Regions from separate parts of the Homo sapiens genome. Here regions 1, 2, 4 and 5 are each linked to region 3. Evidence: chromatin contacts called from ENCODE Hi-C or POLR2A ChIA-PET data. All regions are on one chromosome and are shown on one strand. Each heading gives the region's core, a stretch centred on a gene start or an enhancer-like site at or near the end of the contact. The rest is flanking DNA. Distances are from core to core; before and after follow the strand shown. Region 1 holds the start of ZFP30 (ZFP30 zinc finger protein). Region 2 holds the start of ZNF345 (zinc finger protein 345). Region 3 holds the start of ZNF283 (zinc finger protein 283). Region 4 holds the start of ZNF585A (zinc finger protein 585A). Region 5 holds the start of ZNF260 (zinc finger protein 260).

What was found. Hi-C counts contacts between places; a loop is a spot of excess contacts on that map. ChIA-PET counts read pairs that join two places held with the same protein, here RNA polymerase II (POLR2A). Pooled maps may share reads with other maps.
Region 1: a pooled map shows a loop between it and region 3 (6-fold over the local background). The contact joins the promoter of ZFP30 here to the promoter of ZNF283 in region 3. A Hi-C loop is called at or near these places in 3 of 50 pooled maps. POLR2A ChIA-PET finds 5 or more read pairs at or near these places in 2 of 52 experiments (A549 and T-cell).
Region 2: a loop to region 3 is called in a pooled map, with 11 times the contacts of the local background. The contact joins the promoter of ZNF345 here to the promoter of ZNF283 in region 3. A Hi-C loop is called at or near these places in 4 of 50 pooled maps.
Region 4: a pooled map shows a loop between it and region 3 (6-fold over the local background). The contact joins the promoter of ZNF585A here to the promoter of ZNF283 in region 3. A Hi-C loop is called at or near these places in 2 of 50 pooled maps.
Region 5: a pooled map shows a loop between it and region 3 (9-fold over the local background). The contact joins the promoter of ZNF260 here to the promoter of ZNF283 in region 3. A Hi-C loop is called at or near these places in 3 of 50 pooled maps.

What each region holds. Positions count from the first base shown.
Region 1 is chr19:37,654,178-37,657,039 of GRCh38, reverse strand. It overlaps ZFP30 (ZFP30 zinc finger protein), which reads left to right and starts at 1,575. Exons shown (of 6, transcript NM_001320669.3): 1 at 1,575-1,620; 2 at 2,161-2,328. RefSeq lists enhancers at 970-1,019, 419-1,406 and a silencer at 1,430-1,619.
Region 2 is chr19:36,849,611-36,852,310 of GRCh38, reverse strand. ZNF345 (zinc finger protein 345) reads right to left here and starts at 1,435. Exons shown (of 3, transcript NM_001242472.2): 1 at 1,343-1,435; 2 at 407-481. It also overlaps a transcript of ZNF790 not described here. RefSeq lists an enhancer at 1,673-1,912.
Region 3 is chr19:43,825,961-43,828,660 of GRCh38, reverse strand. It overlaps ZNF283 (zinc finger protein 283), which reads right to left and starts at 1,340. Exons shown (of 7, transcript NM_181845.2): 1 at 1,217-1,340; 2 at 380-459. RefSeq lists an enhancer at 1,283-1,482.
Region 4 is chr19:37,171,354-37,174,053 of GRCh38, reverse strand. ZNF585A (zinc finger protein 585A) reads left to right here and starts at 1,359. Exons shown (of 5, transcript NM_001288800.2): 1 at 1,359-1,427. RefSeq lists enhancers at 1,133-1,427, 1,269-1,458.
Region 5 is chr19:36,526,933-36,529,787 of GRCh38, reverse strand. ZNF260 (zinc finger protein 260) reads left to right here and starts at 1,517. Exons shown (of 3, transcript NM_001166037.2): 1 at 1,517-1,569. RefSeq lists enhancers at 790-989, 801-1,509, 1,140-1,769, 1,510-2,220.

The DNA of each region.
Region 1 (2,862 bases), core at 326-2,825, 6.2 Mb after region 3:
TTAACATATCTGTTGGAACATTTCTAAAAAATAGCAACAAGTACAAAGAAAACCAATAAATCCTTGATAAACAAACTCATGTAAGAAATGTACTTGGTTTTAAAGAGAAAATAATTGACGTAATTAGTACATATACTCCACATATTCACTTAACCAAAACTTGAGATATCTGGAAGAGATCAAGGAGAAAGAAGAAAGTTTTAAATATTTTAAATGAAGTATTACAATGAACATTTTTATTACTAAAGGTATTTTTAGCTACGAAAATGAGGCTGATCTTTCAACTAAAGATCAAAGAAACTTACTATCCAAGAATGCTTGGAGACATTGAATTTATCCAAGAGTTCATCCAGGAACAAAGGGGAAAAAACAAATCTCATTTGTTAGAATATTCCAAGACCAGGTATGGAAGAAAATAAAATGCCTCTCCCTCCCGTTTCATGGTGTCCTATTCAATTTTCTGACACAGTCCTACAATTCCATCATTTGGAAGTAATAGCAACCTTATTCCTTTCCAATTTTTTTTCCTGCAATTATTTTACTTGCCTAACACCACAGTCCTGAGGGCACACAAGGGCCAGATGCAGATAATCAAAATCCCAACACTCAGTTTCATAGGGACCCACAAACCGTCTCCATGGAAAACCAGAACCAGAAGCGCTGCCCTATCAGAAGGATTCTGGAAATAACGCTGGATGAGGCAGAGCCACAGTCACAGATCCGATGTCAGGTACGTCACAAACGCAGACACAAACCGCAAAGACCCCAGAGACCCGCTACAGCCAGCGTCAGAGTCAGGCACCACCGCGCAGCCTTCTCTGCGGCACCATCCTAATCCCCCGCTAGAGAACGGCACACGCGCACGCAGCAGCCCCGTGCACGGAAACACTACTCCGCCAGCGGCCAGGCACTCGGTCCAGGTACGCGGGGGCGCGGCGGCCGTCACTCAGCAAACACCACAGGCAGCACGCGCCGCGCCTTGGTCCAGGCTCGCGATACTGGGGTTTCCTCCATCCAACTCACGCCAGGGTCACGGCTACAGGCCTAGATTTGAACACTCCATCCCCATCGGGATCCTGTAGCCAACCTCCACCCTCCTCCAAACCTCCCGACCCCTCGGCAGGTGCGGCCCCACACTTCTCCCTTGCTCCCTGAAGGGCCCCAGCGTTCGCCCCCCGCGCGCTTGCGCACTCGAGGCAGAAGCCGATTTCCAAAGGTTCCGGTGAGGCGTCGCTGGGGGCGGGGCGGGGCTCGCAGCCTCCGCCTGTCTCCGAGCCGAGAACCAAATGAAAAATAAAAAGGCGGAATATTGTTTTTTTAAATTTTGGACCGCAGTGTCCACAGGGGAGCAGGCCTGGATTATCTTTAATGGCACTGGTCAGTCACGGGGCGGCCATTACAGGTAGAGGCCTGAGGCGAGGGACACTGCGGCCCCTCTGGCTCCGTCTCCCCGGCCCGACTATCCCCGCCGAGACCCGGCCCCACGCGCCCCTCCCGGCCCGGAGCAGCTGCGGGACTTGCCTCCGCCCCCCCGCGCGCTAGCGCATTCGCGACGGAGACAGGCGCTCTCCCGTATTCTGGCGCCGCTGACTCCCAGGGCTGGGCTATCCTCTGAGTCGGGTGAGGCTGGGGCTGGGAGCCGGGCGCCACTGTGGCCGCTGCTTTTCTGAGGGAAAAGAGCGCGGAGTGGGCCAGGTTTTGCAGGCCGGGCCAAGGTGGAGAAAAGGTTCCTGTGGAGCCTCAGGCCGGTGTGCTTTTTTTCCCGGGACTGAGCTTCTGCAGCCCTGAGGCCTGGAGGCCCGGGCGGTAGTAACTGTGCCGGACCAGGTTCGTGGGTGCGGCCTGTGGTGCAGTTGGAGACCGAGGCCCCGCGCATCCTCGTCCGCGCTTCAGCCACTTAGGCTCGGCCGTAGCGAAAAGGCCCAAGAGGGAAGTCAGAGGTGAACGCCCCAGGATGAAGGTCCCCTGCAAAACGCTGGGACCTAGATTTGGGGTGGGTGTCTGGGGTCTAGGAGGACACGCTGGACAGTTCCGAAAAGACACAGTGGGTGGTCCCGGGCGTGGGCAACCGGGTGCGGAACTACAGCGTACCCGGAGCTGCGAACCCAGACGCGGGTGACTGCTGACCCTCTGCCCTGTCGTTTCCATTTGTGCATGCAGGTGGCGGTTAGTTGGGGCCAGGGAAGCGTGGAGGGTGGGTTCCAATCGAGTCAAGAAAAGCCTGGGGTGTCCTGAACTCTGCCTGCTTCCCCAGCCCTGCCAGTTTCCAGAGAAGGCGCTTGAGAAGGAGAAACGAATCGCTGCTGCTCTTCTAAAAGCCGGTTCCCTGTGAGTTCGTGCTGCTGCTTTGTTTCTGTGAAATGCATTCGAGTTCCTTCCGTTTAAAATCCTGCTTAGGAATGATCTATTTATTCATTGATTTGGGCCTTAGGATTTCCCTACCTAGTTAACGGCAGGGGACCTAATTAATAGATTTCCCGTTGTTAGTGCCCACTTCATGCTGTTCTATAGTTAGACACATGGTTAGTTAACTGTAGGCTGCAAATTCAATTACTCTGTGAGCGCTGTTTTTCTAAGGATCTTGATGATATGGAAATACCCGTGCTGGAGATTAATGTTCATACTTTGTTTTTATTTGTTTTTTAGGGTTTAGATATGTTTAATGGTTCTGGGGTAGGAGTGGAGATTTCTTTTTTTCCAGGAAATTCATGAGTGGAAGTTTTTGGTACCAGCCAGATGTGGTTTGAGGTCTGGCAGCATGAGTTTATTTTGGGTATATCTTGGATCGACTGAGGGAGGTGTAGTGTAGTGGTTAAGAATTTCGAGCCTAGATTAAGTGGAATTGAATCCTGACTGCCACTT
Region 2 (2,700 bases), core at 186-2,685, 7.0 Mb after region 3:
TAGGTATATATTCTAAAGAAATGCAAGCAAATGTGTACCAAAATATGCGCACAAAATGATCATAGTCACACTGCCTGTAGTAGCCAAAAATTACAAGACAAATGTCCATCAAGAGTAGAAGGATAAGGCCGGGCACAGCAGCTCACGCCTGTAATTCTGTCTCAAAAAAAAAAAAAAAAAAAGAAAGAAAGAAAAAAAAAAGAAAAAGAAAAATTAAAACCATCTGACAAATCAGTAAGGGAAAATCAGGTGTGGGAGGTGGGGTTTGAAGACACCACATTTTCTCAAAATGGAAACTCCAGGGATCAGGTCATCTCATAGGCAAGAATTTTCAAGAGAAGGAAAGCAACTATGTCCTGACAAAGAAAAAGGGATTTTTCTTAAACAAGAGGACAGGACAAGCTACCTTGCAGGTGCCTTGTGGATGTTCAACAGCCATTCTTTACTCCTGTTCGGAGGCCTCTATCCAAGCAGGGCAGGGCTGAGGAAGGAGAAAGCAGTCAGGAAACATCAGGTTCTTCTGAGAGGGAGTTGGTTTGACTATGTCAGAAGTTATCTTTGCTCAGCCCCTACTGCCCATCACCTACAGAGGAAGGTCAGAGAAGTCTAGGGCATCCTGCTTAATCCGGGCATCACAGACAACGGTAGGGTCAATGCCGTTCTGGGCAGAACCTGTCCCTGAGCTCACAGGGGTCTCCAATGGCTGAAGTCACAAAGACAAAGACTCCCCATACCTACATTGGCTATACGGACACATAGTCACACAAACTCACTCACACCGCAGGGACATAAACGTCACAGGCACCCCAAACCTAAACACAACACACAATCACACACTCATACACACCACGGGGGTAGACACGGACACAACCACAGAGTCCGTGGGCATCTCTCAAATTCCCAGTGACATACACCTTGGGGTCACAATGACAACAAATTCACACGCACCCTCCATCAACAATATCACCAACGCGCGCGCACACACACACACGGAAGCAGCCACAAACCTCAAAATTAAGGCATACTACACACAGTTCGGCAAATGGTAGTAAACACACACACACACACCCCAAGGGGACATACAGTCACAACCGCGGTCCAGGAACCTCACACTCGCAAACACAGTGCCCAACCCGGTCACAATTAAACTCTACTCACACCCGCACAAACATAAACAAAAAGTCCTCCTCCCCGCCCTCACAGTTCCATACACGGTCGCACAGACACACGCCCCCAGTCACAACCGTACACACTCCTCACAATCGCTCCTTAGCCTGTTCCCCACGCAGCCCACACAGGTCGGGAGTTCCTGTCGCGCCAGGCTCCGAGCCGCCTCACTTACGCCTGTTCGGATAGGGTCAGCTCCGTTCTACTAGAATCCACACAAGTCGACCCTAGCTATCTCACAAAGCCCCAAGGCCGCTTGCCCAAATCCGCGGGAAGATCCCGCCCACTCCTCAAGAGACAATCTAGTTATCGCGGGAGAGTGCCCTGGGCCTAGAGGCTTCTGGGAAGTGTAGTCCAGAAAGCGACAGGTTGCCGAAAGCTACAGCCCAGCCATCCCGATTCCCCTGGCGCGGACTCTGGCACCAACAAAACTATCTCTTTGAGGTGAGCTGCCCATCGGAGCCTTCCGGGAGTCTCACCTGACAAGGAGTCCCTAGACCAAGCTTTAGTCAGGCTCCTCTGAGCCCTTTTTGCTTGGCCAGGCCTCCTCCATAGCCTGCGAACAGCACTTCAGCAAGAATCCAGCTAAGCCAGTTTAGTAACAATCCCCCCACTCTTGATACTTAACTTCCTCTTAGTAATTTAGCATCCTTTAACTCCTTCACCCAGCCCGTTAGCTATAAATCTCCAGCTGCTGTTGTATTGGAAGTTGACTATTGCAATAGTCTTTAACCAAGTCCTTCTTGCCTGTTTAAGTCCTCTGGGGCAAGCTTTCTTTCACCCCGCCCAGCCTCAGAGGGCGGCTCCCGGGCTTCCGCCCCTCCTCGGGAGACATACTGGACCGCAGGGTCTCCTGGGAAACGTAGTCCAAGCCTCGCCGGGGATAGATGGGCCCAACTAAAGTGTGCTGCGTTCTCTGGGTCCTGAGGCGGCAGTCTGGCCGCAGTGACCAGACTAACTGTGCCCCGGAGGCTGCTTGGAATTCCACTTAACGCTGGAAGCACGCAGACGCTCTTGAGGCGGGCAGCTGCGTAGCGTGTGGAGGAGCCGGGAGAGCGCACCCCAATGTGGCACCTGAGCGTCTGGGACCGAACCAGCATGGGGAGTCGGAAGGGGACAAATCCGCGATCCCAGTCATGCATGTGAGACTGGGCAAAGGAAGGCTCGAGTGTGTGTGAGACCGCGGTGGGCCTGCTTGTGCTGGTGGGATGAGGGGTGTCTGGGTAGTTGAGTGAAAGAAACCGCGTGCGGGTCAGATTGGTGTGTGTGTGAGAGAAGTGAGGTCAAGATGTGTGCAGCTTTGGGCGTGGGGAGGTCATATTGAGTGTGTGGAGGTGGGGGGGGCAAGATCGTGTATGGATCTGTGTATGAGTGTGTGTAATCACCTGAATGTGGGTCACTGCGTGGGTAGCTGATACTATGACTGTGGAGGAATCTGAACCTCCAAGTCTCATTTTCTCTTTAAATTGTGATAACAAGGTTGTATCTTCCTGGTGCAGCAGTTTTAAAGGGGGGAAGCTCCATTACTGATAT
Region 3 (2,700 bases), core at 91-2,590:
AAAAAATTTTAATTATGACTACAGAAAAGATAAAAAATAATGTTTATATAACACCACCTAATTACTAATCTCTTCAAATAATCATAGTATAAAATAATGCTCTAATAGCAATCTACAAGAGGTGCCTTTCTATAACTCTTCAGTGCATCATAATGCACTGAAGTATTTGAACAATTTGCCATATGAACAGGTGGGTAAGAATTGTGGAGAAGAACAATAGGGGGCCACTGGGAGGAAATATGTACCAGCATGGCGGGTCATGTAACTGGGAAAACCCAGTCAAGATATTTCAGGCCAAGGAAAGAAAATGTTCTCATGACCTAGAAGCAAAGGTAATTGTATGTGTATGTATTTAAAAAGTATGTATAAAAAACCTCACCTGAACCTTGATTTCTAAACATGCAAAAATCCTTTTCTCCTCTTCAAACTCCTTCTTAGAAATCTGGCAACCTGGCAGCACTGGGGGAAAAAACAGTAACATGAGACATCAGCATTTCTAGCGCGTCACAGACTTAATTAAAAAAGAAAAAGAAGAGCAAAACACCCTCTGGGGCCACTTCTGCCTTCATCCACACAAAACCAAACGGAATGAAAAGGGAGGCTAGAGTCTGTCTCTGTGTTGAGGGCAATTCTTGGGGACAGAGGTCTGCTTGCAATGGCTCTGAAACATGTAGCTCACCACCAAAGAGCTCCTAGAGGCCCCTCTTCTAGGAATCCCACCTCTAGAACTTCCCCATCAGGTCTTGACAAGATCCTGTCCCGCGGACACTTCCAGATCTAAAATTCTCATCCTTCTTGCTTGAAACGTTCATTATGGGGCTTAGCATAGACTTCTTTCTTGCGGTCATTTAATTGTGGCAGGCCCGAAGACAGGCTAAAGGGAACCTAGAGCATTTGGTCAAAGCAAATCACATTTACAAATACGGCCACGCACCCTGTCAGCCCGTCACACATTCACAACTGCACCCACCTCCGTGGGGACACGCCCCGTCCCTGCCACGCCGTCTGAGACACACTGTCCCTCGGCTGCTCGCGTGCACACAGGCTTGAGGATCCGGACACGACACGCTCTGTCCGTGACCCAGCCCTCCCCACCTCCAGCACCCCCGATGCCACCCCCACCCTCACTGCCGGTTCCAGTCGGGCCCCAGTAAAGCCAGCCGAGCCCTCCCAGCTTCACCCGGGCTGATTACTTCTACAGACACGACCAACTCACCATGCAGAGTCCAAGAACCTTAAGGACACCGGAAAAGGACCCAGAGACCTGTGGTTAGTTTGGACCCAGAGGCTGATGGGAAACAAGAGCCTGGAAATGCTCGCAGGCTGGGAGAGGAGCTTCTGGCAGGCAAGCTCGCCCCGCCCCTAAAAGGCCTGTGCCCCGGAGACTTCTGGGAAATGTAGTCCACAGCGGCAGAGTCTCCGGAAGTTGAAACCTGGACAGCAGGGATGCTCCCAGCATGCAACTTGGCTTCACCTGTCAAAGGCGCTTTTTTCGAAGACGCCCGGGAGCTCTTGCTTTTGCTTGAGGGTCTTTGGTGTTGACTGAGAGCGAATTAAAAGGTTCTCAGCTTTCGCTAAGGAACGCATTCTGGAGTCTAGAACAGGCGAAGATGGGACTGGGGTGTCTGGGGACTTAGACGTGAGCGAGCAAGGGAATCCGGGGTAAGTTCGCTGGAAATGACCTGCGCGACACTACCAGTTTACCTGGGTATGAGCGCCTGGAACAGTGTCTGGCAATTGAACAGATGGGTGTGTCTTGCTGTGAGGGAGTTTCTTAGTTCGATTCGGTGTCTGGGACCCTGCGTGGACCTGTTTATGTTCATGGGATGTTTTCTAAATTTATGCCTGTGTGAGTCTGTTTTATTAGGTGTGAGATGAACTGTGTTACAGATTTTATATGCCGCTGTTGAAAGACAACAATAAGTGGTAGTGAGTGGATATTGTGACCGTGGAGACTTATGGCAGTGCAAAGGCGGCCATAAACAATGCACAAGCAATCCAGCATGGCTGTGTTCCAATAAAACTTGATGGATTATAAAATTTGAATCTCATTTTTTATAGAGTATGAAACCATTTATTCTGAAGCACACACTCATACTCCAAAAACAATACTATATATTCCCTCTCTCTCTCTCCTGTGTGTTTGCGTGTGTGTGTGTGTGGGTGTGTGAGAGAGAGAAAGGTTTTAAAGGAGACAACTAACTGATTCTGAGGTTAGGGCAAAAAGATTGGGGCTGTGGTTGGTGTGGTAAGAACCTTTGGATATAAATACTTTTTTAAAAAAGAATTGTCTAAAAATATTAAAGCGAAATTTTATATTAAAACTAACAGAAAGAAAAGGAAGTTACTTTTTAGGGGCTCTTTCTGGTCACTGATATCACCTCTCTCATCCTCTGCCATCTCTCACCTCCTGGTCTCTCTTGCTTATCAAGAGAAGACTAGAGCTCTTGGATCCCAGCTTTTCCCCTGCCTCAGCTGAGGCCACTACCCTGGTTGACTCCCATGGTGACATGGATGCCTCATCCAGTATCGTGGGTCTGAGTCCTCATCTGCAGGGTCCTTGAGCTTTCCTCGGCACCCATCCCCGTTTCCCATCTGGGACTTCATTATCATCAGCATCTGCTCCACCTCCAAAACCACTGGTGGAAGCAGCCTCCTCTCTTCCCATGTTACTTGCTCAATGACTCCCACAAGTACTAC
Region 4 (2,700 bases), core at 110-2,609, 6.7 Mb after region 3:
TTCCTTAGACCGTCCTTTCGGAGAAGAAAGAAAACCTGAGATCAGCAGAGTCTAATTCTCTAAACATATTTTTAAGCCGAGTCCCAGAGACAGACATAACTGGCCTGAAGGCATCCAGCATGCCCACATCAGAGTGTAGGTTCAATTCCCTGAAAACAAGTTTCCCACCTGCTGGAACTGAACACATTGGGTAGTAATTTCCCACCACTGTTCAGGTAGAACTTCCTGTCAGAAGCTGAGCTGTGAATCATGTTTAGGAGTTCACCAAGTGAAAGGAATTGTATCTTTACAACTCCTCATCCACACCCTCCAAAAAGGGGAGTAAGGAGGTTTCAGAATTTCCACAGAGGAGAAGCTAAGGGTCAGAGACTGCACTTAAAGCTTCATTGACATGGTAAGGCGATTGTTATTAATTATATTTTAACTTCAAGGTAAATAAAAACAGTCTTCTTTAGGTGCTTTTAGTAACACGTTGGCCATACTAAAGACTATTAGTGTTGTTATTATTGCTGCCTACTATAGTTGCACTTGAGGTATTTAGTGTGGAGGGTAATGGGTGATTCAAATCTCTATTCACCTTCCCACCCGACCCAGCCCTTCAGAAGGGGACGCCCGGACTTCTCCTCCCTCCTCTGGTGGTATCTCCCAGGAGAGGATTGTATTAATACTATTGGACTTCTACCCTATTTCCCAAGGCGGTTTCTCCCATTAAAAGTTGTACCACTCTTCCTGCAGCCTACTACTCATTCAGATGTCTCTCAGACTTTCAGGGTGGTTTCACTCAAGAGATGACTCCCCTAGTGACCTTTCCACCTTTTCCCTGAATGGCGTCTGTAAAAAATGGACTGTACTATCCTGATTCCTCCTATCATCTGCCTGTGGTTTCTCCCAGGATCCCCTTCACTTGGTGATTTTTCCCTGGCTCCTCTATTCCCTGGTAATTATTATCCTCAGTGTCCTGTATTCAGAAAGGTAACTTAGCTTTTCTAAATATAACATACAGCACCAGACCCACATTTCCAGTAACTTTCTCCTCCGAAATAGAAGCCTAGTCAGACAAGGGTCACACTCCAGCATCCTATGTAACTATACCTGCCTCGCTCTAGGAAACCCTGCCAGCGGCCAATTCCTCTGCTCTACGGAATGGATATGCTTTCAAAATGGCGGCCCACGCGAATAAACACCATAAGGGCGCGGCCATGTTCTCTGCCGGACAGCGCCACATTACGGAACCTGTGCGCTGTGTCTGCGCCCTGTTGACTGTTCGAGGAAACTGGCTTCCAAGTTTATTCAGAGCATGCGCCATATCAACAGCCTACAAAGGGGAGGTGCTAGAAGTCGGACCGGAAGTGGAAGTGGTCTTCCAAGGCTTTTTTGCCGCTGGTGTCAGGAGTATTTTCATATTCCAATACCGATAAATCTTTGAGGTGATTTTGGTTGATCACGATTGGGGTTTCTGTGGAGCCAGTAATAGGGGGTGTCGAGGTTGCCTGTGGAGTTAGTGATTGCGGTTTCAGGCTTCGGTGATGGGGTTCTGTGGCGTCCGTTGTTGATTGTGACGGATTTCTCAGGTCATTGATGGAGCTCTTTGGGATGAGTGATTGAGGTTTGGGGGTCAGTGATGGGAGTCTGTGGTCAGTGACAGAGCCTGTAGGGTCAGTTATGGTGATCGGTGAGGACTGTAATCAGCTTGCTTTCTAACCTGAGTTGAAAGTTCAGCTTTTTAATTTTCAGTCTTCTTTAATATAAAAATTCTCAAGTTTTGGTGAATCTTTGTATTAAAAATTGTTCAAATCTAAGTGGTTTTTTCTTTGATCCATGAGTTATTTAGAAGTTCCTTTTTAAAGTAATGTCTGTTTAATGGTCAAATTGAAAAATTGCTTTATGACCTAGTTCGTGGTCAGTTTTCATGAATGTCACATCTATTACATAGAAACAGTGTACTATGTTCTCTAATTGTATTGTTATAGATATTAATTAAGCATATATTCAAAAAATATATCTGTCTCCTCACAGATTATTTTGTCTGCTTAATTACAGAGGAAGGTAAAGTACTCAACTCTGGAAAGGTTATTTGTCCATTTGTCCTTCTTTTTCTGCTTTATATATGTGAAATTATTAGGAATAACTATGTGCACTTTTTTTTTTTTTGAGATGGAGTCTCGCTCTGTCACCCAAGTTGGAGTGCAGTGGCGCGATCTCAGCTCACTGCAACCTCTGCCTAGTGGGTTCAACGGATTCTCCTGCCTCAGCCTCCAGAGTAGCTGGGATTAGAGGCACCCGCCACCACGCCCAGCTAATTTTTTGTATTTTTTAGTAGAGACGGGGATTCACCATGTTGGCCAGGCTGGTCTCAAACTCCTGACCTCAGGTGATCTACCTGCCTCCGCCTCCCAGAGTGCTGGGATTACAGGCGTGAGCCACTGCGCCCGGCATATGTGCATTTTTAATACTTTATAGATATGACTAAGTAGCTCAAAATATAACAATTCAAGCTTATACCAACAATTTATAAAATAACTCATTTTCCCAGATGCTTTTCCAGCAGTGGATATTGTTGCATTTTAAAAGTTTTTAAAATTTTGAGGGAAAATTATATCTAATTGCTCCAATGCATTTTCCAGTTACTAAAGTTGGCATCTTATTTGGTTAATTGCCATTTGTTTCCTTTTCTGTGAATTTTCATATCTTTTGTCCTAC
Region 5 (2,855 bases), core at 268-2,767, 7.3 Mb after region 3:
GGGCGTGGTGGCCGGCACCTGTAATCCTAGCTACTCGGTAGGCTGAGGAAGGAGAATCGCTTGAACCTGGGAGGCGGAGGTTGCAGTGAGCCGAGATCGCGCCACTGCACACCAGCCCGGGCGACAGTGCGAGACTCCATCTCAAAAAAAAAAAAAATCAGGTCCTGGAAAAATAAAGCATTTCAGGAACAAAGAGAAAACTTCAAGGCACCTTAAACATGGCTTTTAGATATCACAACCGTTATTTCCTCTCCTCTGGGGAACCTCTCTTGGAGGACAGAAATGAGAAGGGAGACAATACACCTCCCCTAGGGCCCAAATGACAAGGCCAGAGCTTACTCTGCGTTCCCCTCCCCCGCCATGGGAGGGCTATCAGAGGAAACTGGGGCTTCCAACTCAAAACTCAGTGTCATAGAAAAATCCCCTTTACTATCACGGGGCCGAGCTGTCTTCTGCTCTCACATATGACTATGTGTGACATTTGGTCAAAGACACACAAACACAGTCTCAACTCCACGCACACCCAATGCTTCACAGTCACACACCCACCACTGTACACAAAGTCACAAGCACCCACCCTCCATACTCCCACACAAGGACACAGAGTCACAACTACATAAGTACAAAGCTCCCTATATCTGCACACAAACGAACATATGGTCACAGAGTTACAATCACACACCCACCGCGGGCACACAGTCACAGCTAACCCACACCCTCACACAGCGTTACACAGTCACACAATAACAGTCCTAACACAGGGACTCACGGGACACCCGCAGAGTCCTCCCCACATCCGTACACAAGGTGTCACACACAATCACAATCACACACACACTGTGCTAGGACATACATTCACAAAAACACAATTTCACAACCGCCCTTCTCGGCGCGTTCCGCCTGAACAGACTTAATACTCAGTCTCAACCTCCGCACCGGATTCCAGACGCTTCACCTCCAACCTCCTCCTGATCCTGTAGTCTCCGAGCCGACCCGCTCAGAGGCCAGCACCTGGGTCGCGTGCAGCTCTCCCCCGAGCCGCGGGAGTCGCGAGGGGAGGGGCCGAGGGCGCGGCGCCTTCTGGGAAATGTAGTTCAGCGCCACGCCCGCGATGAGCAAGATGGCGCCCGGCTTGAGCCCAGCCAAAGGGATTACCCTCATTCCCGAACCGTGTCTGAGAGTCTCCTGGGGTTCCTGGCTTAGTATCGCACCGTGGCTGTTACATAAAGTCAGCACAGCGTGTTTAAGCTGATGTTACACCACTACCCAATCCCAGGGATAGAGTAAACTAAGACTAAGGCCTTACACCCCTGCCCCGGCCAGGGAGACAGTCCCACAAGCTCTGGCGGAGGAAAAGTTCGCGCGAAAAGCTGACTCAAACCGCTGAACCTTCTGGGAAATGTAGTCTACCCTCAAAAGAGTGGCACGGAGGACGGGCCAAGATCTCTCGATTCCGTCCGGTTCTGAGTCGGGGCCTGGCCCAGCCCAGGAGACCTCTGGGAGCGCTGCCCGCGGAAGGAGTGCGCAGGCGCGGAATCTCCGACTTGCCATGGTCGTCTTTGTCTGCCGGTGAGTTGGGTTTCGGCCCTGTGGGACTTGGGTTTCTGGACACTGAAACGGGCCAGGGACGCTGGAGGGGAGGATTTGCAGTGCCTGCGACGGGGCTGGGAGTATGGAGGGGAGGAATCGCCTTCTATGATGTGCGGTGATCCGAGCTTGTGTGGCTGGGGGCAGGGGTACAGTTCGGGTGGGTTCGCGGGTGGGTGACCGAGAGTGTGAGGGGGTGTTGAGGGTGCAGAGTTAGTGAGAAACTGGTTCCAAGTTTGTGAGGATGGACGGATGGCTTTGTGAGGTAGTAACCTCTAAGCCTCACTTTTCTCATTTCTAAAATAATAAAGATGCGTTTTCTGGAAAATAGGAAACGGAAAAGGCTAAGGAATTGAGCGGATAAGTAATTTTAAAGGTGATTTTTTATATAAAAGCAGACCTATTGTGGAGTAGAAAACAAAATCAGCATTACCTTTCCATTATTTTTTTAAAGAGGCAAGATTTCGGAAAAACTTGTTACTGGGTGCCTGTACACCCAGTAGGCATTGACTTTTCTTAATACTTTGGAGAAACTTTGGTGCAGTTGCTTGGAGAAACCCTGAACTAAGGAATATCTTTAAGAGGTAGTTTCCAATAGCGCAGACGGCACAGAATTTGGAAGCTACTTGTCCTGCCTTTAGCGCAGAGGTCAAGAAACTCCCTAGTTCGTCAGTGAGGGCAGCAATCTCACTCCTAATTTAATCAGGGTTTCCCCAGCCTTTTGTAAATATAGGGGAAATTCTTTTCTTGTGTATACAAAGATAGAAGTATCCTATCTTCAAGTATCTTGTCACACTTATTCTTAACATATCAACATATTCAAGTATCTTGTCACACTTATTCTTAACATATTTTTCAATAAAATAAAAAAGTAACAGGGTTAATAGTTTTGAAATATACAGAAAAAGTAAAAGATACAAAGAAGACAGGACTTAGTTTCTGCTTTTCCCCTAACTATTGGTGTTTCTAAGTTTCTGGCCTTGATCATCTAAGTACTCCTATCAGCAACAACATTACACTGCCATCCATGGCTTCATCTAATACAGATGACTAATAAATGTCTGTTTCTGCTGGAGGCTTGTCCTGAGCTCCTAATCCATATTATCTAATTGCCCAATGTGCAGTCCACCTGGAAGTTACAGGGAACTTCAAGCTCTTTATGTCTAAAGGGCTCCTTCTTCCTGCAGTCTGCCTCCATCTATTTCCCCTCTGTACCTGTTTCAGCAATTTATAGCACTGTCTAGCCAGGTTCTAAGGCACTTACATCT